6 separate regions of the Mus musculus genome follow, and regions 1, 2, 3, 5 and 6 are each linked to region 4. A link is a loop called in an ENCODE intact Hi-C map of the cell type or tissue named here. Cell type or tissue: heart. All regions are shown on one strand.

Region 1 (5,000 bases), 250 kb before region 4:
TCCACCACTAGCCATTTCTGATGGCAATTTTAAGATATATCTGGGTAGACACTATGGCAGATGCCAACAAGAGCCTGCTGACAGGAGCCTGACATAGCTGTCTCCTGAGGGGCTCTGCCAGTGCCTTACAAATACAGAAGTGGATGCTCACAGTCATCCATTGGACAGAGCACAAGTCCCCAATGAAGGAGCTAGAGAATGTACCCAAGGAGCTGAAGGGGTCTGAAGCCCCATAGAAGAAACATCAAAGAACTAACCAGTACCTCCAGAGCTCCTAAACCACCAATCAAAAAAACACATGGTGGAACTTGTGGCTCTACCTGTATATGTAGCAGAGGATGGCCTAGTCGGTCATCAGTGGGAGGAGAAACCCTAGGTCCTGTGAAAGTTAAATGCCCCAATATAGGGGAATGCCAGGTCCAGGAATGGGAGTGGGTGGGTTGGGGAGCAGGGCGAGGGGGGGAGGGATAGGGGATTTTCGGAGGGGAAACTAGGAAAGGGGATAACATTTGAAATGTAAATAAAGAAAATATCTAATTAAAAAAAAAGATGTATCTGGGTAAAATGTATTTGTTTATAAGGTGACTATATTGAGTTTGATATGGAAGGCATTTCTGTGTTTTACTTTTGAAACTATAGTACTGACCTTTTGAACAGTTACGCAATCCTCAGGCTGCTTGTTGTAGCAGTAAGGTTGTTAGTGTGTGGTGACTACTGTCCTTTTAGCTGTTGTGTATTTTCATGTCCTTTCTGCTTCTGACACCAGCTCAGAGTCAGAGTGCTAAGGTTCTGTACACCTGCTGTTTCACAAACAGTTCTTGACAAAAACTTGCTTACAAGTGAAGGTGAATTTCTATTTACATTTGTATATTTTGGTATATTTAAAAATTATATGAAAAATATGATTTGTCACAATAGAAATATAAACTATTCGTTGAAAATATATTGTTTCTACGAATGAAATAGTTATTAGTAACTTAGAGGAACTGGAATGTGTACTTTTGGAAGGTTATTGTACAGTTTTCTCATGTGCAAGAATAAACTGACAGTCAGGGGAGAAAGCTGCTGCTGGTGTAACTGTCATTGTTATTGGAGAATTAGAAGAATTAACATGAATCATACCAGTGCCTTACTTCACTAACATGCTCTACCCTTTTCTTTACAGGTTTTTGGTTGGCTATAAGAACCTTGTGTACTTACCGACAGTCTTTCTGCTAAGTTCCATTTTTTGGATATTTATGACTTGGTTCATCTTATTCTTTCCTGATATCCTTTAAGCTTAGATGAAATGCATATCTTGTTTTACTTTCAAAAATCATTAATGCCAACTGGGCATGGTGGCACATACCTTTAATCCCAGCACTCAGGAGGCAGAGGCAGGCAGATATCCGGGAGTTCTAAGCCAGCCTGGACTACAAATCGAGTCCAGGATAGCCAGGGATGGTTACACTGAGAAACCCTATCTCCAAAAACCAAAACACAACAAAATATTATATCCATTTGTAACAGCATACACATGTCCAGTCTTCATCGCTTTCCAGACTTCCTTCTTTGTCCTTGCTATGAAGCTGTTGTAACACTGCTTTGCTTATATGACAAGAAGAAATGTGATGGGGAAGAAGTATGCTTCTTAGCTTATTGCCTTACTTTCTATGTTCTGCGTCTCTTTCTGATAATGGTATTTCTGAAAAGAAGAGGGTGTTTATCGAGGAAATACATAAGAGAGATATAAGGATCTTTCCCATAGGAACGAAGAGGATGGCATATGAGTTTTCAGAGTGCACACATCTATAGCCATTGTGCCTGTTTTTGCTTTAATACTGTTTAACTGTTTAATTAATTCCAACCTTTGTTTCTAATATGGCTTATTTTCCTTTAACCTAAATGAAAGCATAAGTAGTATAGATATCACTGGGCTTAAAAGAAAATATCTCTAACCTTTGTCCTGTAATTACTGATTTGGTGGTTGTTTTAATGAACACCAGCTTTCTTATTACCACTGAAGGCTACCACAGTTCCTATCAGATCATTTATAGGTGACTCAGTTTTCATAGAAGCTAGGACAGGGGACATTGTATTGAAAAGGGATGATTGGTATTTTTATGTCACTGAACAATTTTTGAAATTATAGGTAAGTATAAGCAACTTCAGTTATTCTAGATTTTATACATCAGATTATTTTGATTTTGCAGAATCAAAAATTAACAAGACATAAAATCCCATCATTTATTAACCTCATTTGCAGAAATTCTCACTTGACTGTAAACTAGGAAGTGCTTGGTACTTAAGTTAGAAAAATTGATTTTCATAGCTAGATAGAATCTTAAGTGTCAGGAGGAACTCCCATGCTAGAGTGAAGGCATGCAAGCCAGTAGATGGCACAGCTCACTCAAGGCTAGTGTTACATGCTGCTAGAACTGCCCTGTGGGTCAGCTGCTGTTTTGCCTGTAAAGACATAGCCCAAATATTTAGACTTGCCTTTCTCAGGCTGCCAATTAGGATTGGTCCTGGGCTTCTGTCCCATAGCCAGTGATCTCTTATGGGAAAAGGGTGAAGAACACTCTGGAAGCATGTTGTCTTGGTTCTAAATTTCAGGACCTTTTTCTTATTTCGTTGTTGCAGATGAGATCTCACTTTGTGGTGCTGGCTACCCTGGAACTTACTGTTTTGGCCAAGCTGGCCCCAAATTCACTGAGATTCAGATAACTCTCCTGAGTGTTAGAATTACAGGCATGTACTACTGCTCCCAGTGTAAAGGCTGGCTTTCCTTCCTGTCAGGGATTTGAACCCAAGGCTCTCACAAGATAGGCAGGGATAATCACTAACAAAGATGACCTTTTCTTTATGTTAATGTGCCATTGGGCAAGTTACTTAACGTCACCAAGTCTGTTTTTCTGTCAGGGGGCAATAGTACCAAACTCTTGAGGAAGCTGCAAGAATTACTATGCTATGATGTATAAAGAGCTGTATACAGTCCTCACTACATAATTGGCATTTATAAATAATACTTTGTGTTTTAGGGACAACTCAGTGATTGTTTTCTTAGGTTCTTTCATGTGTGCAGTAAGTAATGTATTTGGATTTTATGAGAAGGACTGGATGAAAGAAATGAGCCTTAGTAATGACTACAATTAAGATTTGGTAAGAAATGATGAGCCACTGAGTGCTTCCTTTATGGTCCTGGCTATACTTAAGTCTAAGTGCTAGATAGGTAGGTGTAAAGCCCTATATGATTTCAGAGTCAGCTATAGATAAGACTTAGTTTTTAGGTCAAATAGCAAATAATCTGAGGAGCTTGCTGTGCTGATATACAGACCTGTGATTCCAGCACTTGGGAGATGAGGTAGGAGAATGGAAAGCTTGAGGCTGACCTGGGCTCCACAGTGAGTTCAAGTCCAGCACAAACTCCTAGGTCTCACTTACACCAGAAAAGGAGCAAAAGAGGGAAGAGAGTTGGTGTGACTCATGACTGAGCTTTCAAGAAAGCTGTCCTACTCTGATTTAGTAGTAGTACAGGAATGTGTGTGTCCACACAGAGCAGCTCACACTAGCCTAGAATTCCCTCTGTACCCCAAGTTGGCTTCAACTCAAAAACCTCCTGCCTTAGCCTTCCAGGTGTTGACATTCAGCTCAAAGTTCAGTTTCCAACTTTGAGTAGTAAGAATTGAGCATCTGTTTTATGGCCTCTGAAGTTAGTAGAAGGTAGCTCAGTAACGCCTTGTAAGGCAATACTTACTGTGCTGGGCCAATAGTATTTACATTGGGTAAAGTCAGGCTTACTACTGTCTCATTGACTTATTACTGCACACTCATTTCTTCTCTGGAGCAAAATGGTACTTTGTAACTTTAAAAAGTACCACTTTAAAAACATTTTAAAGTGGACAGTTTTTAATCCTTATAATCTTTTTCAGAATTAATATACTCATATTAACAGCTTTTCCCAAATAGGATATAATGTTCAAAGAGGGCAGTGGGTTTATTTTTGTTTGTTTGTTTGTTTTTTATGAATTAGTATTTTCTTTTACTTACTCACTTTACATCCCACTCACTTCCCCTCCCAGCCACCCCCTCCCACATTCTTTCCCTCCATCCCTCTTCCCCTTCTCGCTGCATGGGTATCCCCTACCCAGGCACATCAAGGCCATCTTCCTTCTATTCTTCCATAAAAGTCCCCAAGCTCCATCCACTGTTTGGCTGTGGATATCTGCATCTGTCTTTAAGTCAGCTGCTGCGTGGAGCCTCTCAGAGGACATCCTTGCTAGACTCCTTTCTGCAAGCATAATAGACATTATATCTAAACCCTAGATAGGAAACAGAAGAAGGAGGACTGCCAGTGTTTCACACCATGGTGCAAGTTTGGTACCTGTGAGGAAAAGGTCAGAAGAATTTGCTATCTTAATAGAAAAGGTTCAGAAATACAGACATGACCATAATGGTATGGTCTCATTTTCCCCAGCATGGTCTGCTTTATCCCCACCTCACTTTACTCGTTGTCTTAAAACACACCCCAGCCCCTGCATTTCTTATAGATAGGATACATTCTGGGTTGAAAGTTTTGTGGATGGGTTGATTTCCCTATCGCTCCGTTGGAGTTCCTGCCTGGGTACAGGCAGTGACCTTTCCAGTTTCCATATCCCCAGTGCTGTGAATCACAGCTAAAGTCACCCCCATTGATTCTTGGGTACCTCCCATATCCCAGGTCTCTGTCTCTTCCTGGAGATGCCCCCTACCTCCTCGGCCCTGTCAATTGCAGATTTCTATTCATTTTCGTCGCCATCTGGCCATCAGGAGGACAGTTTCTAATTTAGAACAGTTACAAGGGCAGATTACTAAAGTCTAGGAAGAAACTCATGTAAGCATTTATCTACTTTACAGGGAAAGTGCATTGAAATCTCAGACCCAAGTGCATTTCTTTGAATTGTCTTGTGAGAAAGAGCAAAGAATGTGTTTCTGGATGGTCTGAGGAAAGCCACAGTTACACCTGAAGAACTTATATTTGG
Region 2 (5,000 bases), 170 kb before region 4:
GTGTTTGGTTTTTTGTTTGTTTGCCCAGAAAGCAGGGTCAGCAAGGGAAATGTTAAGAACCACTGCGGCCAGAAAATGTCATCCAGAGGTGTGCAGGGACTGGGGAGACAGCTCAGTAAGTAAGGCGCTTACTTTGCAGACAGGAGGACCCTAGTTGATCCCCAGAACTCCTGTCTACCATGCCTGGTAGCAAGCATCTATGATCTCAGTGCTGGGTGAGTGGAAACTGATAGATCCATGGGGTTTGCTGACCTGGCAGCTTAGGTGACTTGTCAAGTTCCAGGCCAATGAGAGACCTCAGCAAAAACCAACCAAACAAACAAATAAACACAATGAACAAGGCAAACCACATTTGAGAGATGGTATTCAAAGAACTTCTGGCTCCTATGTACGTGTGCATATGCAGTTGTATATACGCATGCACACAAACATGTGAACATACATATGCAAGTATACAAATCAAAACAATCAATCAAACAAACAAACCCCTCGATGTTACCCTCTGCCCCACTCCCAGAGCTGGAAAACCTGTGTGCTTGTCACTGGGTATGCAGCACTCTCACATTAGCAGTTGGTGCTGCCCTCTGTCAGATAGACACACTGTCAGTATCTCCTGACTTCTAATCCAGGCCAGAGAGCGGTAAATTCTGGACAGGAATACATCCTCAGTGGGTTGGATCCTGGTGACTTGTTCAGTCCTCACCGTGTCTGCAGGCTGAGACGGCATATGGACCAGACAAAGAAGCTTTGCTGTACTGTAATAGCTGGATGTGGGATCACACCTTTAATCCTAACACTTGGGAGACAGAGGCAGGAAGGTGGACAAACGATCAAGGCCAGCCTGGTCTACAGTGTTACATAATGAAACCACCTCATACAAACCAGAAGGAAGTGTGTCTGTGTGTGTGTGTGTGTGTGTGTGTGTGTGTGTGTGTGTGTGTGTGTGGTGTGTGCGTGCTCATGTGCATGTGCACAAAATCTAGTGGAAATGCAACCTAAAGTCTACATTTAAGTTAAAGGCAAATCAAAGAATGAATAAAACGTAAGCCTATTATAAAAAAAGCCAGCAGGGGAGGGAGGACATAGTGGGCCATGGCTGAATTCTTCGCACAGCTGTAGAATAGGGTCAGATTCCATAAGAAAGCAGGTGTGTGCACATATGGGGATCTCTCTCTGTAGCCTTTGCACGGGGTCAAGTCACACCCTAACATGATGTTTGCTTGGGGAAGTGGTGGCTATATCTTACTCAGAACCCCGCGCTTTATTTTACAAAGGATTTTCACGGTCATTTTCTTGTTAGGTCATCCCATGAAACTCCATGCCAGCCCTCCTCTGCCACATCATAGTGCCTTTATTCATATCACAGCCCCTGCTGGCAGGAGCTAAACGCAAAGCTGGAACCACACTTGTCAAGCAACGTCGATGGTGGACACGTTCAGATGGACACCGTCCGTCAGCTTGGCTGACAGTCCCGGTTCAGAACACCACTTTTCCTAACTTGAGGGCGGGGCATATGATGGGCCAGCTTACATCCCGGAGCACAGTGACCCTTTCAGAACTGACAACCAGCGCCGTCCATCACTTTCCCTCCGAGTGAGCCCAGGAGAGGCACCTACCTCTCCATGCTTCAGATATTGGGAAGGATCTGTGAAAGAAGCTGAAAGTGGGAGAAGGGCAGGAACCACCTGTCCAATTCCAGATGCCTGCTGGGAGCGTGGCTGGAGAGTTTGTACATTTGTCCCTGTTTCTTATGTTTAACATAGAGACTTCTTTGGGCAGCCTTGGGCTTGCCCCAGCCATTTGACTCTGGTACAGTCTCACACTGCTTTGTCATACCATGTCACAGCAGAAGGTCGAGATCAGTGGCAAGCACTCATTCCTCCAGGGAAACCTGTAAAACAGGAAGGGCAGGAATTATTCCCTTATTTTTCACAAGGAACAATAAGGAAAAAAGGAAAATAAGGCCTATCCATCTGTCCCTCCATCCGTCTGTCCACTCATCCATTCATCCATCTTGCTTTAACTCAGCTAAAATTTATTAGTGCACTCCCGTGTTCTAGGAACTGTGAAGTGAAAAGGGGAAAGGAGGTTTTGGAAAAGCTCCTGGGAGAGTATACAAATCCATACAGGAAAAGGGGCGACCATGGCTCCGGGTTTTTAGAAAGTTGGCATGTCATGGCAGGCTGTGGCCAGTAGGTGGCGCTCAGGTTTCCAGACGATCCAACCGTTTGTATAGTCCAAAGCTTTCATTTTCATATCCATTACTGTGTCTGAAATCAAATTCTAAGACATATTGAAAGACTATATTCAATTTTATTTTAATTCAACTTATTTGCTGTTAATTGTTCCATGCTTTTTAAAAAATGGACAAATTAAATCTGGTTGTGTTATGGCTTCCTGCTAAGTGAAAGGCATGGCCAAGGAAATTAGCCTCCTAAATACGTTAGCACCTCCAGTGAGTGGTATTACCAAATGCTGTGAGGAGCTAATGCTGTCTGGGAACGATCTGGAAGAATACACAAAAATGTCAGATATCAGCTCAGGGTGGAACTCCAGATGGTTTTATTTTTGATACTTGTCTGGTTTAGGGCAGAGAAAGAGCACTTTACTTTGCCTGTGTATTTGCTTGTGTGTCTATGTGCCCACATATGGACGTCTGGTGTCCACAGAGGGTAGAAAAGGGCATCAGATCCCCCAGAACTGGAGTTATACTGTTGTGAGCTGCTGTGTGAGAGCTGGGAATCGAGTTTGGGGGCGTCTGAAAGAGCAGCCAGTGCTTTTGAGCTCTGAGCCAGTGCTCCAGCCTTGCAAGTTAGTATCTTTATAAACAGAAGTGCTAAAATGACGAAATATGTGGGAAGTCATTTCTTGCTGGAATCCAGAGATACTCCCGTACCAAACAGTGTTCTGGACATGGGTCTAGTCATGATGGTGGGTTGGCTTGGGCCTAGCAGCACCAGAGCCCTTGACACGGGAATAGGGAGCAGCAGAGGACAGGTATACATACAGACTCACAAGTTTCTGTCCATCGCTCGCTAGTGGTCAGGGCTTGTCCACGTTCTCTGTCTATGTTTTGGGGCCTCACTCCTCAGCTGAGCTCTGCGGCAGATTTGTTGCTGTTTAGGTTTGGGTTTTTTTTGACGGGGTGGGGTATCTGTTCGTTTGTTTTGTTTGCAGTGACCCAGTTTTCTCATCTTAAAGTGGAGTTGCTAGAACTGGGGAAAAAGGGAAGAGAAGAAAAAGCTAAAGGCTCAGTTCCCTTTGGATTTCAGGGAAGCAATAGACTGCTTTCTCTGCACAGCTCAGAAGTCCAATTAGTCCCTTCCTTCCAGGTCCTGCTCCTCTGCATTTTCCTGGCAACCTCAGGAGCAGGTGTCATCCGCTTACATGACAGCAGAGCCATGTGAGAGTGTTTATGGGTGGAAATATGTGCAGGTGACAAGGAAGGTGTGGGAGACAAGGAGGACCAAGCCTGTGTATAGCTGAGCTGGGGACCTGCCAGTGGGAAGGAGCTTTGCCCATCTACCCAGGCACCCAGCTTGGCAGCTGAATGGAGAAGGAGATGCCCACCGCATCTGCTGGGGGACTGAATGGATTTGGTGTCTGGCATGGACCCTTTCCTGCACTGATCTCAGGCAAGCTTCTCCCTTTACTCTTCAGCTTCCTCGCCGCATTCTACTGTTCTGTCCTGAAGAGACTCAGCAGGGTCCTAGGTGTAGGAAGAGGAGACACAGTGAGTGGGGGAAGAAAGCAAGTAAAAATAGACAGAAGTATCCTGATTGGAGATGCAGCTCAGCACAGCACAGAGCTTGCCTAGCACATGAGAGGCCCTGAAATTGCAGTCCATGCTCACACATGTACACACACACACACACACACACACTGCACGGAGAAAGACAGGGAGAGACAGACACACACACACACAGAGAGAGAGAGAGAGAGAGAGAGAGAGAGAGAGAGAAGAAGAGAGGAAGAGAGGAAGAGGGAAAGGGAAGGGGAGGGAGGGAGGGAAGGAGGGAGGAAGGGAGAACAATCTATTTCTGGTAGTGATGGGTAACATGGTGGTGACAGGTTGGCAGTGTCATTTGATAAGATGCTTCGGGAGGGACAAGGTCACTCTAGGGAGGAGACCCTATAGCTCACTAAGAGTCACTCCATGAGATGCCACGAAGCCACATTCTAGACAGAGGGAAAAAAAAAATCTATTTTCTTACCTGAAAATGAAGAGAGGAGACTTAACTTCTACAGCACCAAGAGCAAAAGGATTTCAAGTTCCCCCAATCGTTTCTCGTGGCCCATCAATTCCAATCCAGACGACCTAGGACAACTAATGCTTTAGGTTTAGGGCGGAGCTGCTGAACAAAAGCCTGTGCCCTCGGTGGCTCCCACCTGTTTGGGGCAGTCAGTGCAGACAGTTCAAACACCTTAATGCTGCTGTGGCATCATGAGCATGTATCTTGTTCTGGAATGTTCCTCTACATTATCTTTCTTTTACCAATCTCAAGTGCCAGAGGAGGAGGAAAGGAAGGAGGAGGAGAGGAAGAGGAGGAGGAGGAGAGAAGACACCATAGGTTCATCACAATAAAGTACTGGTGTGGTGGCTCTCAAGTGAGGAAAGGCTGGGAGGGCTGAAGTTCAGCCTCCATCTAGATGCCCAGCTAAATCGCACAATGGACCCTGGATCCTGGTCTCCTCAGATGCAATGAGCATGACGGTACTACCTTTGGGAATTTCCTGAAGTGAAAGTGCACAGCACATGAACCATTTTTAAAACGTCAAATTTCATCACTTCGTTTGTTGGGGAAGATAATAAATGAAGAAAGTGGTAATATAACAGATAGTAATAGTTGCTACTGAGGCAAAACAGGGAATGAATGGGGATGTGGGGGTGGGGCAGAGAGGAAAGGCGGCGGCAATCTAGTAGGTGCTCTTGGTAGAACAGGCAGCAGGTACAAAGGCTCGAAGCAGGGGTTGTCCTTGCGTGGGGTGTCCCAGGAAAC
Region 3 (5,000 bases), 260 kb before region 4:
TAAATATAAAAGGAGTTTTGATTTTTTTTTCTTTCTTGTTGAACTATTTGAAGCAGTGACTCTGAAGATAGGTAATCCACTGTTACTAGTGGATGTTAGTGTGAGCCCATGCAGCAGGATTTAAGCCAGATGGCTTCAAGAGCTCTCATTTTCAGTGGAGATTGTCAACTACCCTCCATTTTTCTTTCACATTATACAACACTTTATATTCATATTCTCCCTTTAAAATATTTTGTAGCATTCTATGGATTTTCACCCTGTTAAAAAAAGCACTTTTTTTAACTTAAGTAATATTAAAACCATTTAACAGTTACAGAGATGAAGGTGTTAAGGAAGTATTTATCTACTAAGAAATGCAACTTTTTATACTGTGTTCACAGTTCTGCTAATTGATTCCTTTTTGACTAGAGTGTGAATATGACAGATGTCAATGGACAGACGCCGCTCATGCTATCGGCTTACAAAGTAATTGGGTGAGTGTTACTGGATCCCGTCAGTCTGCTTCTTGGTTCCTATGAGCTTTCTGTAAATACATTTGCAAGTCCTTTGGTCTGTGAGATGCTGGAGATTTTCCACGTGGCCGTGAGGAGGTATACTTAGAATACACCATTGAGTACATTTTCTCTTGGTAGCTTTGACGGAAAAGTTTGAAAGTTTACTGAGTTCATATTCCTTAGCATATACTCATTAAGTGACTGATTCCTCTTTTGTACCTGAAGAAGTGGCAAATTTAAATGTTCTCATAATCACAGATCTCTATGGTAAACCTACTTCTCTAATGGCAGTGAATTTGAGGTTCTCTGCTGTTGCTGACTGCTCTGAAGACACTGATGAAGCTGGTACATAATGGGAGTCTATTATAGGATGAGGTCAGATACATACCTGCTTAAGTGAGACATGCTTAGTGTTTAGTTGTACAGCACTTAATATTGGCTAAGGTTAAGTAGACAGGTTTTTTTAAAATATTAATCACTAAATAAAACAGCAACATGAAGAAATTTTTCTTATCTCCTGTATTACTATCTAAATTGCATCATGGATACAGTAAGCTGCCATTTTTAAGGACCATCTTTCTTGTTTCTTTGATCTTTCCTGTCAATAACTAGACTAGAACTCTGAAGAGATCCCTTAGTTCTTCAGAGCACTTGCTGGTTAACGATACACTAATCTTAAATTTTCTCTTTGCAATTTCTTCTTGTATCTTCATCCTTACTAATGCCTTGTGATATTGTTACTGTTTTGACACAGGCCAGAACCAACTGGATTTCTTTTAAAGTTCAATCCCTCTCTCAGTGTTGTTGATAAAACACATCAGAACACTCCTCTTCACTGGGCAGTTGCAGCAGGAAATGTCAGTGCAGTTGATAAGCTTTTGGAAGCTGGTTCTAGCCTGGACATCCGAAATGCTAAGGTATGACCCGGTATTCTTTTCTTCAATTCTTTGTATCTTCAATTAAAAGATGGGTATTTAATATACTGGTAGCTAGGTACTAGAAGATAAATATTAACAATAATAACTACTCTTAGAATAAACATGTTGAGTCTATGATTCTGGTGAAAAAGTGTTTTAAACCTGTAATATATTTTAAAAATATGTTATTTATTATAATTTACTTTATTTTTTTAGGGAGAAACACCTCTTGATATGGCTCTACAAAGTAAAAACCAGCTCATTAGTCACATGCTAAGAACAGAGGCCAAGATGAGAGCCAACAAACAGTTTCGGCTTTGGCGATGGCTGCACAAATGCGAGGTATTGTGTGTGAAGAAGTTGTTAGCCTTTGTCTTTAGGGCAGCAGAGAAGGCTAGAGATTAAACTTTGTGCTGCAGAGGATCTGCTCATAGCATCTTTCCTATGCATCACACTGCCCAAAGTAAGAAATAGGGCATTTCACTGGTTGTTCAACGTTAATTTCTCAGGTAGATGGCGCTAAACTATATGTTACCTGGTGGATATTTGCAAATTGACTTAAGGAATGAATTGAAGTATAGAATAGGTTTGATTGTTAGAGTGGTACCTACTTGAGAACAGTTCAGCATCTCATAGACGTTTGCAATGTGAGGTATCAAAACTGGCCTTCTGCCCTGCCAGCCTCTGACTGAGCCTCCTCATCTGCTTAGGTAGCTCTTCCTTCCTACCTTTCTGTCATGGTTGTGCTGTCAGTCATCCCATTTATCCATGCTGGTGTCCTAGCTGGTCTTACGTCACTATGTCTCTGGAACCTGACCTCATCACTTCACAAATGCCATGTTAGTCCCGCCCCATTAGTCTTCATGTAGATTTATTTTCCTATTGAAAAATCACATTTTTTAAAACTTTGCAATTCCTCACTATAGTGTTCCAAATTTAAAGTGAGCTAAACAGTTGAAAAGAAAAGTTTAGGAACTTTAGCTTTCTCTCCTAAATGGCTAAGAAAACTAAGCTACAGTTGTGTGAATATAATTCACATTGACAAAATGGATATTTGGTTGATTAATGCTTTTGTTTTCAAATACAATAGTGTCTTTTCAAGTAATATTAATAGTTATACTTTCAGAATAATTCTGATTAGCAGTTGCAAGATTTTTACATAAAAATTCACAAGTGCTGTACTTAATTGTCAGTTGTGGTAAAGTAGGGAGGGGACTCCCCAACTTCTTCGAATTCAGTATGCCAAGATTCTGTCCTAGACCTTCTTTTCTACCTATGAGTTAGTTCCCTAAGAGGCGACTGCATCTTGCCATCCCCCAGATTTCTCTCTTCAGCATAGACCATCTAGATTGCTAAACTCAGTCACCTATTCAACTCAGCCAATCCCTGTCTGGTAGACACTGCAGTATAGCACATCAGGAAGTATCCTGTAGGCACCTGCAGATGGCGAAATAGAACCAGAACGCCTGTTCTCTTCCTTCCCACCTTCACTCATCTTCGCATCTCAAGAGGAGCACTCCAAATGTCTGCTCTGTCTACTCCATATTCACAGTGCTGTGGTTCTGGTTGCTCCTGCAAAGGCATATAAATGAAAGCATTTATAGATAGAATTTGACACACACACACACACACACACACACACACACACACACACACCCATCTCCAATGCCATGTTAGTACAACAGATGAGTACTTGAAAATGTAAGTCATATTTACCTCAAATTCCCAGATATCTTCCCATTCTTCTGAGTAAAAGCTAAATCCTGACAGCTGCCTGCTGTCTTAGTTAGGGTTTCTATTGCTGTAATAAAACACCATAGCCAAAAGCAACTTGAGGTGGGGGAGGTTTATTGTTGTAACTTACACCTCACAATCCTTCCTCAAAAGAAGTCTGGGCAGGAAATCAGGGTAGGAAAGTGGAGGTAGGGACTGATGCAGAGTCCGTGTGGGAGTGCTGCTTTTATCCCTTGTCCCCCTTACCTGCTCAGCTTCCTTTCCTGTGACATACTGGACCTCCTGCCTAGGTTGGGTACCTCCCACAGTGGTCTGGGCCCTCCCACATCAATCATCCATTCTAAAAATGCCCCACCTGCCAATTTAGTGAGGGCTTTTTCTCAATTTCGGTTCAGTCTTCCCAAATAACCAAGTTGTGTCAAGTTGACCTAGAACTAGCTAGCACACCTGCTAAGCTCCACATGTTCCAGCTTTTTATGTCCTGTAACATTTCTGCTTGTCTTCTCAACTGGAATTTCAGCTTCATGAAAGAAAGCCTTTCAGTTCATTATCTCCCGTGGGTAGAATAGCACCTCACACAGTAAATAAATAGTGTGGTTCGTGTAGAAGACTGTTAAATATCCAAGATTTACAGTTATTTCTCTGTTCTGAAACTATTTTGTGATTATATTATAGATTCTAAATTTATTTTTACATCAGTAAGTTAGAACTGGAAACAATTTGAAGACTTGATGCCATTTGAAATTATCTCCTTCCAGATGTATGAGTAAAAGTGGAGGAAAATAAGGCAAAGAGCACTTTTCCTCCTTGCTATTTCAAAAACCTAACTTGCTTTATAGAGACTTATACACAAAGCACCAAAATGCTTGTAGAGCCCAGTACCACTACCCATGGCCTGTTGGCTCTGGGTTTCATTCCTTTAACATTGTCAAAGCAAGCTGAAGCACTAGCGACCTAGAGAAATATTTTAGTCTTTGACCCCCTGAGTCCCAAGACCCCTCCTTTGTTCCCTGCTTCTCTGAAACCTTTCCCAGATTTTCAGCCTGGCTTTCCCATCATTCTTTCTTAGTTACATTTGGGAATCCTTTGTTCTTAATTTTGACTGCTTGTGTTGTTGGAGATCCTGCTTCTTTCTGCCTTCATAATCTTGAGGAAGGTCCTCATCTACTGCTTTCCCACCTCTGTGCAGATTACTCTCAAGACTTGCAAAACACTAGGCCCATTGTGCAGGCTGCCTCCTGGATCTGCCCTGGGTGTCCATAGCCATTCACAGGTCCACATGTTCCAAACCATGCTCAGCCCCTTCAGAACTATTTCTCTGGTATTCTTAGTGAGGGGTCATACTAGCTGGGGCTCAAGGTGCAGTTACTATAACCCTACAGTTTAGTCTGGATTGTATTGATTTTGGTAGTCCCTTTAGTTGCTTTATTCATGGTGATGTAGAATACTAACTAAAAGAAAATATTTTTATTACCACTTTCCTTTTAAGAATGCCATTTTTGAGGGAAATAACAATGCAAAATATTAAGCAAAATTTGTAAGATTGTCTCTACTATATAAATCAATCATTTTTTAAATTTGACAGCAATATGAAGAAAATTTATTAGTTCCATTAAGTTGTACTGTACTTACAAAGTAGTTCTTGTACTGAACTAGCTATTGTTATGAGTACAATCAAAAGTTCTAAAACTCTAATTTCTCAATAGCTCTTCCTGCTGCTGATACTCTCTATGATCACCCTGTGGGCTGTTGGATACATCCTGGACTTCAATTCAGATTCTTGGCTTTTAAAAGGATGTCTTCTAGTAGCATTGTTTTTTCTGACATCTTTGTTTCCAAGGTGTGTATATTAGTA
Region 4 (5,000 bases):
GGTCATTTTCTTAGGGAAGATTTCTAGAAATGGATTAAAATCCATGAACTTTTAAAAAAAAAAGCCACTTGTGATTTTTTAAAAAATTTATTTACATTCCAAATGTAGACCACTTTCCCACCTATCTTTTCAAGTTCATAGTTCAACCTTTAAGGGTTTAGGAAGACTAAATGAAAAGCCTCGTCCTGCAGGGCCAGGCTTTTCAATGTTCACTCAGGTTTTCAAAGCCCTGGCTGATGGTGCTGTGTGGTCTGGCTTTGGCGGACAATATTTTATTTTAGGCAGTGTTTTGTCCTCTTCATTTTAGCTGGGGAAATTGCAATGCAAATGGGGTTCGCACAGATCGAACATGATGTAAATGCAGAGATTTTGGAGACAAACAGCTGAGGTTTGAGTCCCCTGTTAAGCAGTGTTAAACAATGGACCTGTCAAATAAGAGAGGATCAGTCTTAACACACAGAATTGTCCTCAGGAGAATTAGACAAACGAGACTGTGTCGTCTCCCTGCTATAGGACATGCCATGTAAACTTGAAGTCATCTTTTCCCCAAGTGGCCAGGAGCAATCTTCATGTAACTGTGACGTCCAGGTCCTTTCCAGAAAGCCCGCCATCTCCTCACAAACTTTTGACTGCTTTCTCAGCTCCAGTTTTGACCCCAAGAATGCCCATATAGAGATATGAGTCAAAAAGCTGCCGAGACAAGACTCAGGGTGACAGGGAATGATGGAGTAGCTATCTCTTTGGGGGTTAGCTGCAACCTCTCCCATCCATCCTGAGGGTGGATGAGGTAAGGTAAGGGATATGGACAGCCTGGGGCTTAGAAGCTTGGCCCCAGCCTCCTGCTTTCTCTTTTTTTCCCACAGATTAGAAAAACTCATCATTCCTAGAGATGTACACCTCTCTCTGTCTAATGTTTTCTCCACATTTTTTTTTTTTACACAGCAGCCCACCCCAGTGAGCTGCCTATATTAGTCTGTCACAGGGCATTGCAAGGAACCCTAATTAAGAAATCCCTTGCATGGAGGCTGCATGGGATAGCAGAAGTGAAAGGATATGGTTGTGCACAGTCCCAGTCACCAGCCCACTCCTAATATCTGCTCAGAGAAAAGGCTTGCAGATATGCCAAGCAAGCACGGTCCCATACTGAAGCCTGGCTGGGTTCACAGCTCTGAAAACTGAACACCAGCTGAACTAAGGCTACACCAGGCCAGACTTGCTAAGTTCTGTGTCCCACCAGAGATCACCAAGTATAAAACAAAAATTATGACAACCATTTAGCTAAAAACACCAGACTGTGTATGTGTGTGTGTGTGCCTGTGTGCATTGTGTGTGTGTGTGTGTGTGTGTGTGTGTGTGTGTGTGTGTGTGTGTGTGTAACCAATGGGAAACACACCACTGGTAAATACTTGGCAAAGTGTTGGAAGCTGGGATGTGAGCCAGGCTGCTTTCAGCCTTCATTGTGTTGAGTTGTCGATGTTTGTGGTGCCGGCTGTGAAGCCAGACATCACTGGGCCTAAGCAAGCATTCCACCACTGAGCTATAGCCCTAGCCTCTATTCTAATGTTTTTTAAAATAATATATTCATCGATCATTTGTGCAGTTCAGCTAGAAATCCATTGTCACTCTTGAGACCAAACATCAAAGTCATGTCCTAAGCTTTGATCCCCAAAGAGAACCCTTGTTGCCATTTCCAGAGAGCTTGAGGCCTCAGAAAAATCCTCTGCCTCTCCAGGCCTCAGTTTCCCCATCATTGAAAAGAGATCCAGACCCCTTCTCACATGTTAATAAGTAGGAAGGAGGTAAAGCTGAAAAAGTCGAAAGCCCAATGTCACTCAGGAGTTGGGGAAGGAAGTGTCTTAGCGTACCCAGCTTCCAGAAGACACAGCCTGGCTAGGCTTCGTGGAGACTTGCCAGTCAAATGAACACCTGCTGGCTTCAGCAGGCCAGGCCAGCAGCTCTGTTAACAGTCAGCCTGGTTAGCCCAGAGAAGAAATGCCTGGGTTCCCTGGTTTACACCTGCATCTTCCAGGATGAGGGCAGAGGTCTGTCCTGGACCACTCTGGGTAACCTGGGACTTGGTGTGTGCTTCTGGGACAAGAGCAGTGAGCCTGAGTAGCTGCTGGGTTCTGTGGCAAGTTAAAGCGTCTGGGGTGGGTTTTCCTCTCCTCTCCATCCTTAGAACTGGGAGGACAAAGCTTTCCTTCTCTGTGAAAAGCAGCGGACCAGCAAGGCGGGCAATCATGCAATGCAAATAAAGGCCGCTTTTGAAGGCGGTGAAGGTGGGCCTGCTGAATTAAATTAACATGGCCCATAAATACAGAGGTTAAAAAAAATGGGAAGCCAAGTGTTCACAGGCTTTTGTCCAGAGCAGAAATAATCACAGGACAATGGTCTATTTTGTTTGGATTACAGGCCCATGATATCACATTAGCCCAAGCCTGGCAATATTTATGTCAAGAACCGCTGTTTGTGAAACCCTGTTGTCCCAATTTATCCCTGTGGGGAATCCCTCAAAGCAAGGCAGGCTGGCCTGGGGACACCTCTGCCCCCTGCTGACCAGCCATGGAGAAGAAAGGCCCAAAGGGTTGGAAGAAGGAGGAAAGGTTGCAGGCACAGGGATGAAATTCAGCCCTAAAACAGAATGGCTCTTCAAGAGGCAGGCTGTCACATCTGTCTGGCCTGCTTCTCTTGAGAAATAAAAATGCTAGCTGCATCCAACGAGTGCACGCATGTGGAGTGAGCCAAGAGAAGGTGGCTGCCTCTTCCCAACTCATGCCAGTTAGCATGAATCGGGTCTGGTAACTCCACACTGCTGCCTCCATTAAGAGTATAACACTCTTACACGGTTGTTTATGGTCAGGAAGTACCACTGCGCGCACACACACACAGCACTTCCAATGGAAGCTCTAAACTGGGGCATCTAGAGTCCTGTCCTTTCCTCTAACTTTCTCCATTACACTTGTGTTTCCTTCTCTCCCCTCTCTTCTTCCCTCCCCTCCACTTCCCTCCCTTTCCTCTCCTTCCCTCTGCTTTTCCCTTTGCCCCTCCCACCACTTTCTGTCTGCCTGCTTCATTGCTACAGGTTTCCACATTTCCGCTGGACTTCCACTGGCCTGCTATGCTACAGGTCTCATTGCTTCATCAGGTGTTCTTAGTCAACATCCCTCCTATCTTCCTACTTTGTACCCCACTACCCAGTGTCCTTATTTTTAAAACAGAAATACATCACTTCCCCCAAGGTACTTCTCAAGTGACCACAGCTCAACAGGATGTTAGCTTCAGTGATCTTGAGTGGAAAGCCTCTTGGCAAGGACATATGGCTTGGATATGAGGCATCTGGGGTCATAGTCAAATTCCTATCTAGCATGAAGCTTCAGTGGCCAGTGTTACCCTCCCAGTCCTCAACCTTGGGTCAAGACATCCTGTCAGCCCCCACAGTGCCAAGTGCTGCTACTTTTCCATCTCATTTCTTCCATCCCACTTGGCTTTACCTTGCCAAGCCCCCGTATGACATCAGGGGGTTCTTGAATGGGAAACCCATCCCCTCCTGTCATGTTGTGTTCTTGGCCATCTTTTGTCTACAAACCAGGTAAATAGAGATATCAATGTGTCCAGTCTTGGGTTACAATGAAATGGTCAACTTGGGGGGGGGGGAATATCAAAGGACATTCTAAGGCAAGCCAGTGCTCAGATAGCCCCCCACCCTTGCTGGCCTGGGGTTACCAATGAGAGCTTTACTCTGAGGTCTTGTCATGTTTGGGAGCCTTTTGTGCCTGTCCTCTTGTTTTCTGTCTCCTGCACGTGATGCTTGTTGCATATGTTGCACCAAAGCCTTGTAAAAGGCCCCGGGGCTGCATCCATTTTCCTTATGTTATTTATTACATCTTATACATTCAAATGGTTGATCAAGAAGAATTTGTTGAGTGGGGCAGCAACCCCTTAGGAGATGGTACCCACCTTCCAAGCATATAAATAATAAAATACACATCGCACGGCAGAGCAGAAAGAACTTCACAGTCAAGACAGAACTGGGTTTCTGTGCTCACGTGGCCTTGGCTATATGGATTCACTCCAAGTCTGTTTCCTCATCTGCAACACCAACTGCGTACATTGAAATTCCCTTCCTGGGCATTCCGGGGATAGGTTCTGACACCTGACAACTACCTACAGGAAATCATTTTTCTTGTGGTGACTGAAGGTCAGTCTGGGCTTCCTTTTGAGACTCTCCCATCACCACACTCTCATGGCTTTTTCTCAGGCAAAGAAATGTACAGTCCAGGACAGCACAACACCATCTTATATATGAGAACCCAGAAGCTCAGAGAGGCTGAGGGTCTTACCTGGCATTTTCTAACGAAGAGCCAAGCTTGAGATTTGATCCTGGGGTTCTGTGCAGTGTACAGCCTTCAGCACATCAGGGCAGCTCCTGTTGCAGGGTTTGCGCCACAGTGGCCAGTCAGTGCAAATGTTAGTCAGCATCAGGACTAAGTCAGCACTGATTTTGCTCTAAGCAAGAAGCTAGAAAGGTATCCTAGATCACCCCCAATCCTTGGAGAACCCTAAAGGGGAATCTTCTATGTGGCATTAAGAAAAAGTGGAACCAGGCTGAAGGATGTCTAGGGTCCATCCATTAGAGAAGGTGAGGAGGGGAGAAGGGTGGAGGAAACTGAGCAGCCATGCCAAACAAAGCCAAGAGGAGTCCTGCTACCCAGAGTAAGGGGACAGGCGGGCCCATAGCTAGAATGTCTGATGGAGGGTGTATGTGTGTGTGTGTGTGTGTGTGTGTGTGTGCGTGTGTGTGCACGCATGTGTGCGTGTGTGTGTGTGTGTGTGTGTGTGTGCATATGTGTGCATGTGTGTGTGTGTGTGTGCGCGTGCATGTGTGCGTGTGCCATGGTGTACATTGATAGGTCCAAGGACAACCTCAGGTGTCAGTTCTTACCTGCCACCTTGTTTGAGGAATGGTCCCTTTAGTTGTTTTTGCTGCTGTGCAGCATATA
Region 5 (5,000 bases), 140 kb before region 4:
TTTGCCCAGAAATCACTCTGAAGTTATCTCTCTCTGGGACGCCTAGCTCACCTTGCCAGAACTGGTGCACATGGGCTAGGTGCAGGACCCCTGCCTGGGGATTTCCCCACATCTGAGATTTCTGCCATGCCTGTCTCTCCTGCTCATCACAGCATATGGTATCTGACTCGGTTAGGGGAGAGGTAAGAGGTGACTCAGACTAGTCCTAGTTTCTTTCAGGTCTGCTATTGACAGTATGAACTCTGTGCAGACAGCTACAGGGTCTGACACTCCTATGTCCAGGCCTGGCAAGGGGGACTTTGAAAGATTTCCTGCCTTTAGCTCAACAGTTTGCCTCTGTTTCTTCTTGCTCTGCTATCACCCCGGAACCTCAGGCTCCAGTTCAGCTGCTTTGATGTGGCCTCGGGCAACAACAGGGGAAAGGACACTAGTTATCCTGGCTAGATTTATGTCAACTTGACTCCACCTAGAGTCATTTGGAAGAGAGAACTTCAATTGAGAAAGTGTCCCTACATTGAGAAATGAAAAAAGGCCCAAAAGATTGGCCTGTGGTACATTTTCCAGGTAATGATTGATGTGGGAGATGGACAGTACCATCCCTGGGCTGGTGGTCCTAGGTTTTACAAGAAAGCAGGCTGAGCAAGCCACTAAGCAACATTCTTCCACGATCTCAGCTTCAGTTTCTGCCTCCAGGTTCCTGCCTTGCTTGAGTTTTTCCTCTGGCTGTTCTCAGTGATCTTCACTGTGATGTGAAACTGTTAGATGAAATTAACCCCTTTCTCTCCAAATTGCTTTTTAAAAAAATTTTTTTTAGTCATGGTGTTTTGTTTTGTTTTGTTTATCACAGCAATAGTAATCCTAAGGAAGACACCAGTTAAAGTTATCCCTGTGCCTATTTGTCTGCTGTCCCCTGGCTAACTGGCTTGGCAGGAGTCCTTTGTATCAACCACCTTCACATTTAAGAACCACCCCCTCCCACCCTTTACCGCCAGCATCCATTGCCTTAGGGATGCTTCTGAGTAATGATTCCTGCCCCTTATGGAACTCCAAAAACAGGCTGACTGTATAATTCAAGAGAGGGAAACCCGCAGCTTTGACTTACTCATTACATCTCGCACCCTGCCTGTCCTGGTTACTTTTCTATTGCTGTGATCACATACCACACCCAAAGCAACTTAGAGAAGAAAAAGTTTATTTGGGGGCTTTTGGTTTTTTGAGGGTGAGTCCATGATGGCAGAATGAAGACATGGTGGCAGGAACAGCTATGAGTTCACATCTCAAAACCCCAAGCAGGAGGTCAAGAGTGCACTGGGGATGCTAGGAGGATTTTGAAGCCTCAAAGCTTGACCCCAGTGACGCACCTGCTGCAACAAGGCCCCACTAATCCTAATCCTTACCCAATAGTTGTACCAGATGGGGACTAAATATTCAAATATCTGAACCTTTGGGGGCCGTTCTCATTCAAACCACCACATATCCAGACCTCTTGGAAAGATCTGACACAGAATCAGGTACAGAACAGGATACTGATACCCACATCCTCCCCCCCCCACCCCTCTGGTTGCAGGCTCCAGGGCAGGTGCTTTGAACCCCTAAGAGAAGACACACAGAGTTTATCTTGGGCAGCAACACTTATGGGTGGCTGGGACTCTTTTTGTGGAAAAGACTTTGTAGAGAAGGCTTCTGAGACTGAGTCAGTCTCACTGAGAAGGAACAATGAACATCAGTGCTTAGCAGGGTCTGGGGGTGAGGAAAGGACAGTGTTCCTGCCAATTTCTTTTTTTTTTTTTTTTTGTTTTGTTTTTGGTTTTTTGGTTTTTTGGTTTTGGGGTTTTTTGTTTTTGTTTTGTTGTTGTTGTTTTTGTTTTTGTTTTTTTGTTTGTTTGTTTTTTGTTTTTTTTTTTTTTGAGGCAGCGTTTCTCTGTATAGCCCTGGCTCTCCTGGAACTTACTTTGTAGACCAGGCTGGCCTCGAACTCAGAAATCCGCCTGCCTCTGCCTCCCAAGTGCTGGCATTAAAGGCGTGCGCCTCCACCGCCCGGCTCCTGCCCATTTCTTATAATTCATCTAAACATCTTCAAATTCATCTAAACTGCAGCAAGTGCCCATAGTGATCAATCTTGATAGTCAGCATGGAGAGGTCTGCAGTTAACTAGGAGACACACCTCTGGATAGGTCTGTGGGGGTCTTTCTAAGGAAGGGATAGGTGAGGGAAGTCCCTATTTTGGAGTGGGCATCACCTTCCAACATGTGTGCAGTTGCAAAAGGATCTGAAGGAAAAAGTGCCATCCACTTGCCTTGGTGTCTCTACCTCCCAAAGCTTGGGTTGAGAGCCTGAGTTTTCTGTTTGTTTGGAGCCTTAGATTACAAAGGCACCTGGTCTGATCTGTTAGCATCCCAAAGCAGACATCACAGCAGAGTAGGAAGGCTCTGGGACATCTATAGATCCCACTTGGAGCTACCTCTCTGACCTCATTTCCACAGCATTCGTAGTAAGCAGCAAAGTAGCTCTTCTGGCGCCGAACCAACAGGGGGTGGCAGAGAGCAGGGATGAGCCAGGCCAGCTCAGGCAGTCCCAACCCCAAACAAATTTCATTATTGTGTCTCTCTCCACCTCTTCTGGAGCAACACCATGGCTGGGCAGCCTGTGACTCATGTAATCTCAAATTCTTGACACTACTGTCTTCACAGCAGAGTGTGGTCTCAGGGCACAGGAAGACCCCTAGACTAACAGAGAAAGACTTTCACTGGGAGTCAGGGGAAGAAAGACCTTTGTTAGGCAGTTCACTACTTTAAGAGGAGAAGGAAGGAGAGTGAGTGTGACAGTAGCAGGAAGCCTGTAGAGACCCAGGTTTTGTAGATGTTCTTTCTGTCCATCCTTTCAAAGGAACAGATGATGAAATAGGTCCCAGAGTGCTTAAATGTTGTGACCAAGATCATATCACTGAGGAGGGGCAGAGCTTGATCTTAGACGTCTGTCTTTCTGGGCTTGGACTCTGGAGCCCTACCTAGAAGCAGGCAGAAAAGTGGATCTGGCTTTAGGCTATTACTGAGGGGAGTTCAGTGGGTGGAGAAGGCAATGGCTTTCCTGGTACAGTTTTATCTCTCCTGACCACTACAGGTGCCCTACTGTGTTGACCAAACTCATAGAGTGCATCTGCCCAGCGAGGTGGGCACAGAGTGCAATGAAGTGCCTGGCCCCAGCCCATCTTTTACTAGCATCCCATCTCTTTCTGCACCCTTTGAGAGTCTCATTAGCTCTTATATCCTTCACCCCACGAATCTACTTCTTCTATTCTCAGTTTTCTAAACCATCCATCTATTAGGTGAAGAACAGGATTATAGCAAAGACAGCCCAGAAAAGGGCTGAAAAGAAACTCATATGAATGTCCCAGGGCTCCTGAAAGTCACTGATAGAGCTGCCCACCCTGGGAAAGAGCTGTCACTGTGGAAGGCCACACCAGGAACAGGCCAATGATGTTGGAAAAACACAAGAAAGCATAAAGGAGAGACACACTCTCCCATCTTCCTCTCTTCATTCATTTCTCCGGTCTGCACTTCTAGGGTCTTCTCCTTAACTCTGCTTGTGAGTTGTCGCGTGGTAATTTTTGTCTTTTAATGATAGGGCCTGCTGTAGCCCAGGCTGGTGTCTGATTTGCAACTAAGAATGGCCTTGAGATACTAATCCTCCTGCCTCCTCCACCTCCTTAGTGCTTGCACCTGCACCATCACACCCAACTTATATGGTGCTGGGAATAGAACCCATAGCCTCATGATGCAAGGCCAGCACTGTACCAGCTAAGGTGCATCTCTAGATACTCACTGATAATTCATCAATGCCCAAGATAGTATCTAACATGACATTAATTCATGCTGTAAGTTCAGAGTGAACATATTAATTTGAAATGTTTAAATGCGTGTATAATTTTAAGTAACGCTATAGAAGGAGCTGTCATGACTTGGATATGAAGTATCTGCCCAGAAGCTTGACGGTGGAAGACTTCCTCAGCTGGTAGTACTATTTTGGGAGGTTCTGGAACCTTTTAGGGTGGGGCCTACCTAGAAGAAGCCGATCTTTGGGGGGGGGGGTGTCCTTAGGAGCTGTGCCATGTCTTGGGCCCCTCCCTCTCTTTCTCCCTTTCCTTCCTGGCTGTGGTGGTCACCACAGACCTCCACAATGACAGATTGCCTCCTTACAGGACTAGGAAAATGGGCCCATCCTGTCCCAGACAGGAGTCCTCAGAGCTATGAGTCGAAATTAATTCTGCCTCTTTAAGTTGTTTTCTTGGGGGATTTCTGTCACAGTAATAAAAAGTCTAACCAACTAACACAGATGTAGTGAAAATTCTTTAAAAAGCGTCACTTTAAATGCCAGATAATAAACTCTGCAGGGCAATAAAGCATGTGGTGACTGTTCCTGCAGTTAGGGGCACAGGAGGATTATGGAGACTAAATTGATTTTCCATTTATCAAGCGATGACAGGGCCCAGGTCTGCTTTGTTTGCTTTCTTAGTTCCCTGCTCCTGGTCAAATGAACAGATTTGAATGCCTAGTGGCCCGTGGCGACTATGGCACTGCCCTTTCTGGTCTGGCCGTAGTGCTGGGATTTCTCGATCCAAATTGCTGAGTGAGCCAGCTGGCCAGCTCTGTCCTGAAGGGCAGGTTGCCCAGAGTCCACAAAATTGGTAAGAGATTGCTTTGATGGTGCCCACTTGTGTGGTAGTGGGCAGAAGCCTTTGTCTCTGTCCAAAAAAACAAAAAACAACAAAAAAAAAAGTGGCTACTTTTCTTTTGTCCTTCTCCCAAGGGTGATTTTTTAGGAAGTATTTTAAAGAATTGTGTGGAAAATCTGTTACAGGTCTTTAGATGCCCATCCCCCACCCCCTTTCCCTTCCAGGTCCAACTGCAGAATGATCCTTTTCCAGAAGAAAGAACTAAGGGCAAGGTCAGGAATAATAATAATAATAATAATAATAATAATAATAATAATAATAATAATAA
Region 6 (5,000 bases), 320 kb before region 4:
TCAGTAGTTCTCCTTTATACAAATAATAAATGGGTCCAGAGCAAGAAATTAGGAAAACAGCACCCTTGTACAATAGCCATGTACAATATAAAACATCTTGGTGTAACTCCAACCATCAAGTGAAAGATCTGTATAACAAGAACTTCAAGTCCCTGAAGAGAGATATTGAAGAAAATATCAGAAAATGAAAAGATCTCCCATGCTAACGGAGTGAAGATGGCCATCTTATTAAAAGCAATGTACAGATTCAATGCAATCTCCATCAAAATGCCAACACAATGCTTTATAGACCTTGAAAGAGCAGGTCTCAACTTCCTATGGAGAAAAAAAAATCCTGAACAATAAAAGAACTTCAGGAGGAATCACCATGCCTGACCTCAAGCTGTATTACAGAGCAACAGAAATTAAAAACTTCCTGGTATTGGTAAAGAAACAGACATGTTGATGAATGAAATCTAATCAAAGATCTAGAAATGAACCCAAGACCTAGGAACACTTGATTTTTTGATAAAGAAGCCAAAACCAAACAATGATAAAAGAAATTATCTTCAACAAATGGTGGTGGTCTAACTATATGTCTATATGTAGAAGAGTAAAAACAGATCCATATTTATCACCCTGCACAAAATTGAATGGAAATCTGCAACTTACAGGGGTGAGGAGGTGGGGAGCATCTCCAGGAAATGGCCATCCAACAAGGGCTCAAGTTGAGACCCATACCATGGGTAAGCACCAATCCCCGACACTATTATTTATACTCTTATTCTGCTTGATGTTGTCCTCTGAAAAGCTTCACCCAGCAGCTTACTCAGACAGATGCAGACACCAACTGCCAAACAGTGGATGGAGCTTGGGGACTCTTATGGAAGAATAGGAAGAGGGATTGCATGCCCCAACGGGTATAGAACTCCACAGGAAGACCAACAGAATCAACTAACCTGAACCCTTAGGGCTCTCAGAGACTGAACTATCAATCAAAGAACGCACACGGGCTGGACCTAGACCTGCCCCACCCCGCTCCCATATATGTAGCAGATGTGCAACTTGGTCTTCAGGTGAGTCCAGTACAACTGGAGTGGAGCTATCCCAAAAGCTGTTGCCTGAATGTGGGATATGTTCTTCTAGCTGGGCTGCCTTGTCTGGCCTCCGTGGAAAGAGAAGCATCTAGCTTCACAGAGACTTGAAGTGCCAGGGTGGAGGGGATACCCAGGGGGGCTCCTACCTGCTCAGAGAAGAGGGGATGGGGGAAGGATAGGGGCAGTGAGTGGGATGTAAAGTGAATAAAAAATAAAATAAAATTTTAAAAAATTTGAATGATACAGTTCAAACTACCAGGTACAAAAGATGCTGGGTTAGTCCTGTTATTCTGCCTCAAATTTCATTGCCAAGTTTCAGGTTAAATTTAAGACCTCCACCAAAAGTTTCATCATCATGTATAGAGCTGCGTAAGAAAAACCTTATTATTATTATTGTATTTTAATTGAGCCATAAAAGTTGTACATATTTATAGGATGCCATATAACACCCAAATATATAGATCTTTTACATGGTGCTCTAATTCGGACAAGTGTACCTATTTCCTAAAACATTTCTTTATGAAAAAATTTTCCTTTAGATTTTTGAAAATGTATTACCATTTTCTATAACCACCCTACTGTGTGCTGGCACACCAACACTCACTCTTATCTAACTGTAACTTAGTACCCACTGGTCATAATTTCCTTTCCTTGTTACTTCCCCCATTTGACTCTCAGTGGTTAAAAGATTAGCTTTTGTAAAATTCACATGAGATTATGTGCCATTTGTGTTTCTGTGTCTCTTTTTAGTAAGAATTGAATTGAATTGGGTGATTGGGTGATTGATTGATTGATTGATTGATTGATTGATTGATCGATCGATTGATTACTTTTGGGGATCCTAACACTGTGAGAACAAAGAGCAAGCTCGGATTCTCAAAGGCAATCACATTTTTTACAAGGTTTGTAAAAGCGATGTGACGCTACCATATTTGAACACTAGATGGCAGTCAATGGTGCTAAAATCTTGTAATCCTTAAGTAGCCTGCTTTGGCAGCGCGCAGGGGTTCCCTGCAGCAACTGAACAGTCATCTTGATCGTCTTAACTGTCCCGTTCTCTTCCTGGGCGTCTCCAAAACCTCTGAAACCTGGTTTAGGGGTACAAATCTCCATGATCAAGCAGAGCTGAAACTGCTCAACATACAGTTGACGCTTAGTCTAGGATGGAGCAGAGAGGAGGGCTGACACCAGGAAGCAAAATAAAAGCCAAGGCTCCCTGCTCGTCTGCGATTGAGGGAAGCCCCAGACCGCACCTCTGCTGCTGCTGCTTCTCTGGCAGAACACATGCCTTTCATGAGCACTGCCCACCGCTGAAAGCCTATCAAATCGGAGGGGGCTGTCACGGCTTTTGTAGTTCTCTCGTCTTTGGAATCAAACCATGGAGACCGGCTGCCTCAACATCTGTCTCAACAGATGGCTTGCCACACAGTGTCTCTGAATCTCAGGGCGCCTCGGTCCGGGACCTCCATGTCACTCTCTTCCCAGAAACCTTCAAAAGTGACTCCACCTAGTGAGGCCTGCCAGCCTAGTAGGGCCAGGGTGGGGCAGGGAAAGTGTTAACGACCCCTGGGTGGGTGTGGGAGGGGTAGTAATGGTGCCAAGGTGGGGCAGGGTGTGTCTGAACGCTTTAGAACAGGGCTGGGTAGGGATGGCCTCTGTGGCCCTGCAGTGTTAAACTTTCCCACAAGAGGGCGCTAATAGACTTCTTTCACGTGGATCCACCTTAAAGTTCTGTTGGCCCAGCTGTGTGTCCCTATGATCATGTTTGTGGGGCCTTTTGTGTTTGCCCTTCGAGTTTAAAAAGGTGTTTTTCTATTTATCAAAGATATTGCACTCACAGGGAACCTATCTCTTCTGGTACTTAGCACCCTGTGCCCTGCGGTATTGGGTTGACTTCTGTCTCCACTGACCTTTGATCTACCAGAACATACATTAATATTTCCTTGATCATAAATAACACTGCACTTGGCAATGACCCCATAGACTTTTCAGCCAATTGGGTAAACTTAAAGTTTGGAACACCGAAAAAGGCTGGTCAGAGTTTATTTAACACAATAAAAGGGAGGGTGGGTTGGTGATTAACTTGGCTCTAATTAGAGGAAGTTGTGGCATAATGGAGAAAGGGCAGCCACCGAACACAGTTGTGTAAGCCCTGGTGCTGGCAGTTTCTAGCTGAGTGTGGTGTCTGCCTGTCTCAGCTAAGCTCACAATGTCAGCCACCAGTGGGCACGCAGAGGGCAGCAATTAAATGGAGCGTGATCATACCTGTGGCCAGGGTGGTTAGCTTGAGACCCCATTCTACCCACCCTTGTACTGACAGTGCCCCTCCCCCGCGTTGTTCAATGTGTAGTTGAAAGAGGACCTGGGGAGTCCCTGAATATGTCCCTTAAATAAGAAGGAGGACCAGAAGTCAGTGCTGGGAGCTGGGGAAGGAACCAGGAAACTGAGAGCAAGCTGGGTATACTAGACAGAAGCTGGGCAGAGGGGTCACTGAAGGATAATGCATTTGTGATGGCTATCCCAGACTCAGGCTCAGGCAGACTCACTAACTGCCAGGGGTAGACATATTTGAATTTTCTCTTTCCTTCTTCCTTTCTTCCTTCCTTCCTTCAATCCTTTCTTTCTCTGTTTTTGTTTTGTTTTTATTTTTGTTTTGTTTCTCAATCTACGTTTTCTCTATGTAGTCCTGATTATCCTGGAACTCACTCTGTAGACCAGGCTGAGCTCAAACTCACAAAAATCCGACTGCTTCTGCCTCTGGAGCCCTAGGAGTAAAGACGTGCGCCACCATCAACCAGTCTTTTTTTTTTTTAATACAATATATTATGATCATATTTCCCCTCCCCCATCTTCTTCCAGCTTCTCTACCACCCCCAACCCACCCAACTTTATGCCTTCTTTATCTGTCTGTCTGTCTGTCTCTTTGCCTGTCTATCTATCTCACTCTCTTCCTTCCTTCCGCCCTCTCTCCTTCCCTCCCTATCAGTCAAACTTTATGCCCACTGCCCCTGTGTGGAGGCCAGAGTTCAGTCTCCAGTATTATCTTAGGTGCCCTCCACCTTGTTTTTTGCCACGGGGTTTCTCTCTTGGCCCAGCGCTCTCTAATTCAGCTGGGCTGACCGGCCAGTGGGTCCTAGAGATGTTCCTGTCCTCCCCTCCCCAGCACTGAGGTCAGAAAGGCGTGCCACCAAGCCCAGCTTGCGAGGTGGGTACTAGGAATCAACTAAAGAGTACTTTATATTGGGGCTGGAGAGATGGCTCAGCGGTTAAGAGGGCCGACTGCTCTTCTGAAGGTCGTGAGTTCAAATCCCAGCAACCACATGATGGCTCATAACCATCCGTAATGAGATCTGATGCCCTCTTCTGGGGTGTCTGAAGACAGCTACAGTGCACTTATGTATAATAAATAAATAAGTTAAAAAAAAAAGAGTACTTTATATTTATTTGCATTCCAGTCATTGCCCCCACCTCGGTCCTCCCTCCCATAGTTCCTCACCCCATTCCTACTCACCCCTGGCCTCCAAGAGGGTGCCATACACACCCCAGACCTCCCCCTTCCTTGGCGCCTCAAGTCTCTGAAGGATTAAGCTCATCCTCTCCCACTGAGGCCAGACCAGACAGACCTCTGCTATATATGTGCCAGGGACCTCGGACCAACCCTGTATGCTCCTGGTTGGCGGCTCCGTCTCTTGGAGCTCCCTGGGATCTGGGTCAGTTGAGACTGCTGGACTTCCTATGGGGTTGCTCTCCCCTGAAGCTTCCTTCCCCTAACTCAACCATAGGTGTCCCCAACTTCAGTCCAATGGTTGGGTGTAAGTATCTGCTTCTGTCTCCGTGAGCTGCTGGTAGGGCTTCTCAGAGGACAGCTGTGCCAGGCTCACGTCTGTAAGCACATCATAGCATCAATAATGTCAGGCCTCAGTG

What was found. A loop is a pair of places that touch in the nucleus more often than their neighbours do. Peaks named below come from ENCODE experiments on the same cell type or tissue, not always from the same donor. Only the 100,000 strongest peaks of a DNase experiment are listed, where the experiment ranks them.
Region 1: a loop joins it to region 4, with 2.9 times the contacts of the local background. A loop is called at or near these places in 3 of 42 quality-filtered maps.
Region 2: it touches region 4 in a loop (5-fold over the local background); 5 of 42 quality-filtered maps call a loop at or near these places.
Region 3: a loop joins it to region 4, with 3 times the contacts of the local background. A loop is called at or near these places in 3 of 42 quality-filtered maps.
Region 5: it touches region 4 in a loop (5-fold over the local background); 6 of 42 quality-filtered maps call a loop at or near these places.
Region 6: it touches region 4 in a loop (3-fold over the local background); 2 of 42 quality-filtered maps call a loop at or near these places.

Annotation. Positions count from the first base shown.
Region 1 is chr7:48,810,160-48,815,159 of GRCm38, forward strand. Zdhhc13 (zinc finger, DHHC domain containing 13) reads left to right here. Exons shown (of 17, transcript NM_028031.3): 10 at 1,166-1,266. Among named protein-coding and RNA genes, the nearest start is that of Zdhhc13, 24 kb to the left of the region's middle. In heart, a CTCF peak has its summit at 2,353 (motif pointing right); no DNase peak of the experiment used is centred here.
Region 2 is chr7:48,892,153-48,897,152 of GRCm38, forward strand. No RefSeq gene overlaps it. Among named protein-coding and RNA genes, the nearest start is that of Gm2788, 13 kb to the left of the region's middle. In heart, a CTCF peak has its summit at 2,189 (motif pointing right); a DNase peak (open chromatin) is centred at 3,517; H3K27ac peaks cover 3,864 bases.
Region 3 is chr7:48,803,942-48,808,941 of GRCm38, forward strand. It overlaps Zdhhc13 (zinc finger, DHHC domain containing 13), which reads left to right. Exons shown (of 17, transcript NM_028031.3): 6 at 409-473; 7 at 1,249-1,411; 8 at 1,628-1,753; 9 at 4,852-4,985. Among named protein-coding and RNA genes, the nearest start is that of Zdhhc13, 17 kb to the left of the region's middle. In heart, CTCF peaks have their summits at 1,917 and 2,846 (motif pointing right); no DNase peak of the experiment used is centred here.
Region 4 is chr7:49,063,868-49,068,867 of GRCm38, forward strand. It overlaps Gm32849 (a long non-coding RNA gene), which reads left to right. Exons shown (of 2, transcript XR_391458.3): 1 at 1-5,000. It also overlaps a transcript of Nav2 not described here. Among named protein-coding and RNA genes, the nearest start is that of Gm32849, 25 kb to the left of the region's middle. In heart, a CTCF peak has its summit at 2,554 (motif pointing left); no DNase peak of the experiment used is centred here; H3K27ac peaks cover 465 bases.
Region 5 is chr7:48,926,018-48,931,017 of GRCm38, forward strand. No RefSeq gene overlaps it. Among named protein-coding and RNA genes, the nearest start is that of Gm2788, 47 kb to the left of the region's middle. In heart, a CTCF peak has its summit at 2,530 (motif pointing right); a DNase peak (open chromatin) is centred at 2,554; H3K27ac peaks cover 1,950 bases.
Region 6 is chr7:48,747,357-48,752,356 of GRCm38, forward strand. It overlaps Gm45086 (a long non-coding RNA gene), which reads right to left and starts at 835. Exons shown (of 3, transcript XR_001778121.1): 1 at 652-835. RefSeq lists an enhancer at 1,645-3,624. In heart, CTCF peaks have their summits at 2,019 (motif pointing right) and 2,749 (motif pointing right); DNase peaks (open chromatin) are centred at 2,075 and 2,715; H3K4me3 peaks cover 941 bases; H3K27ac peaks cover 710 bases.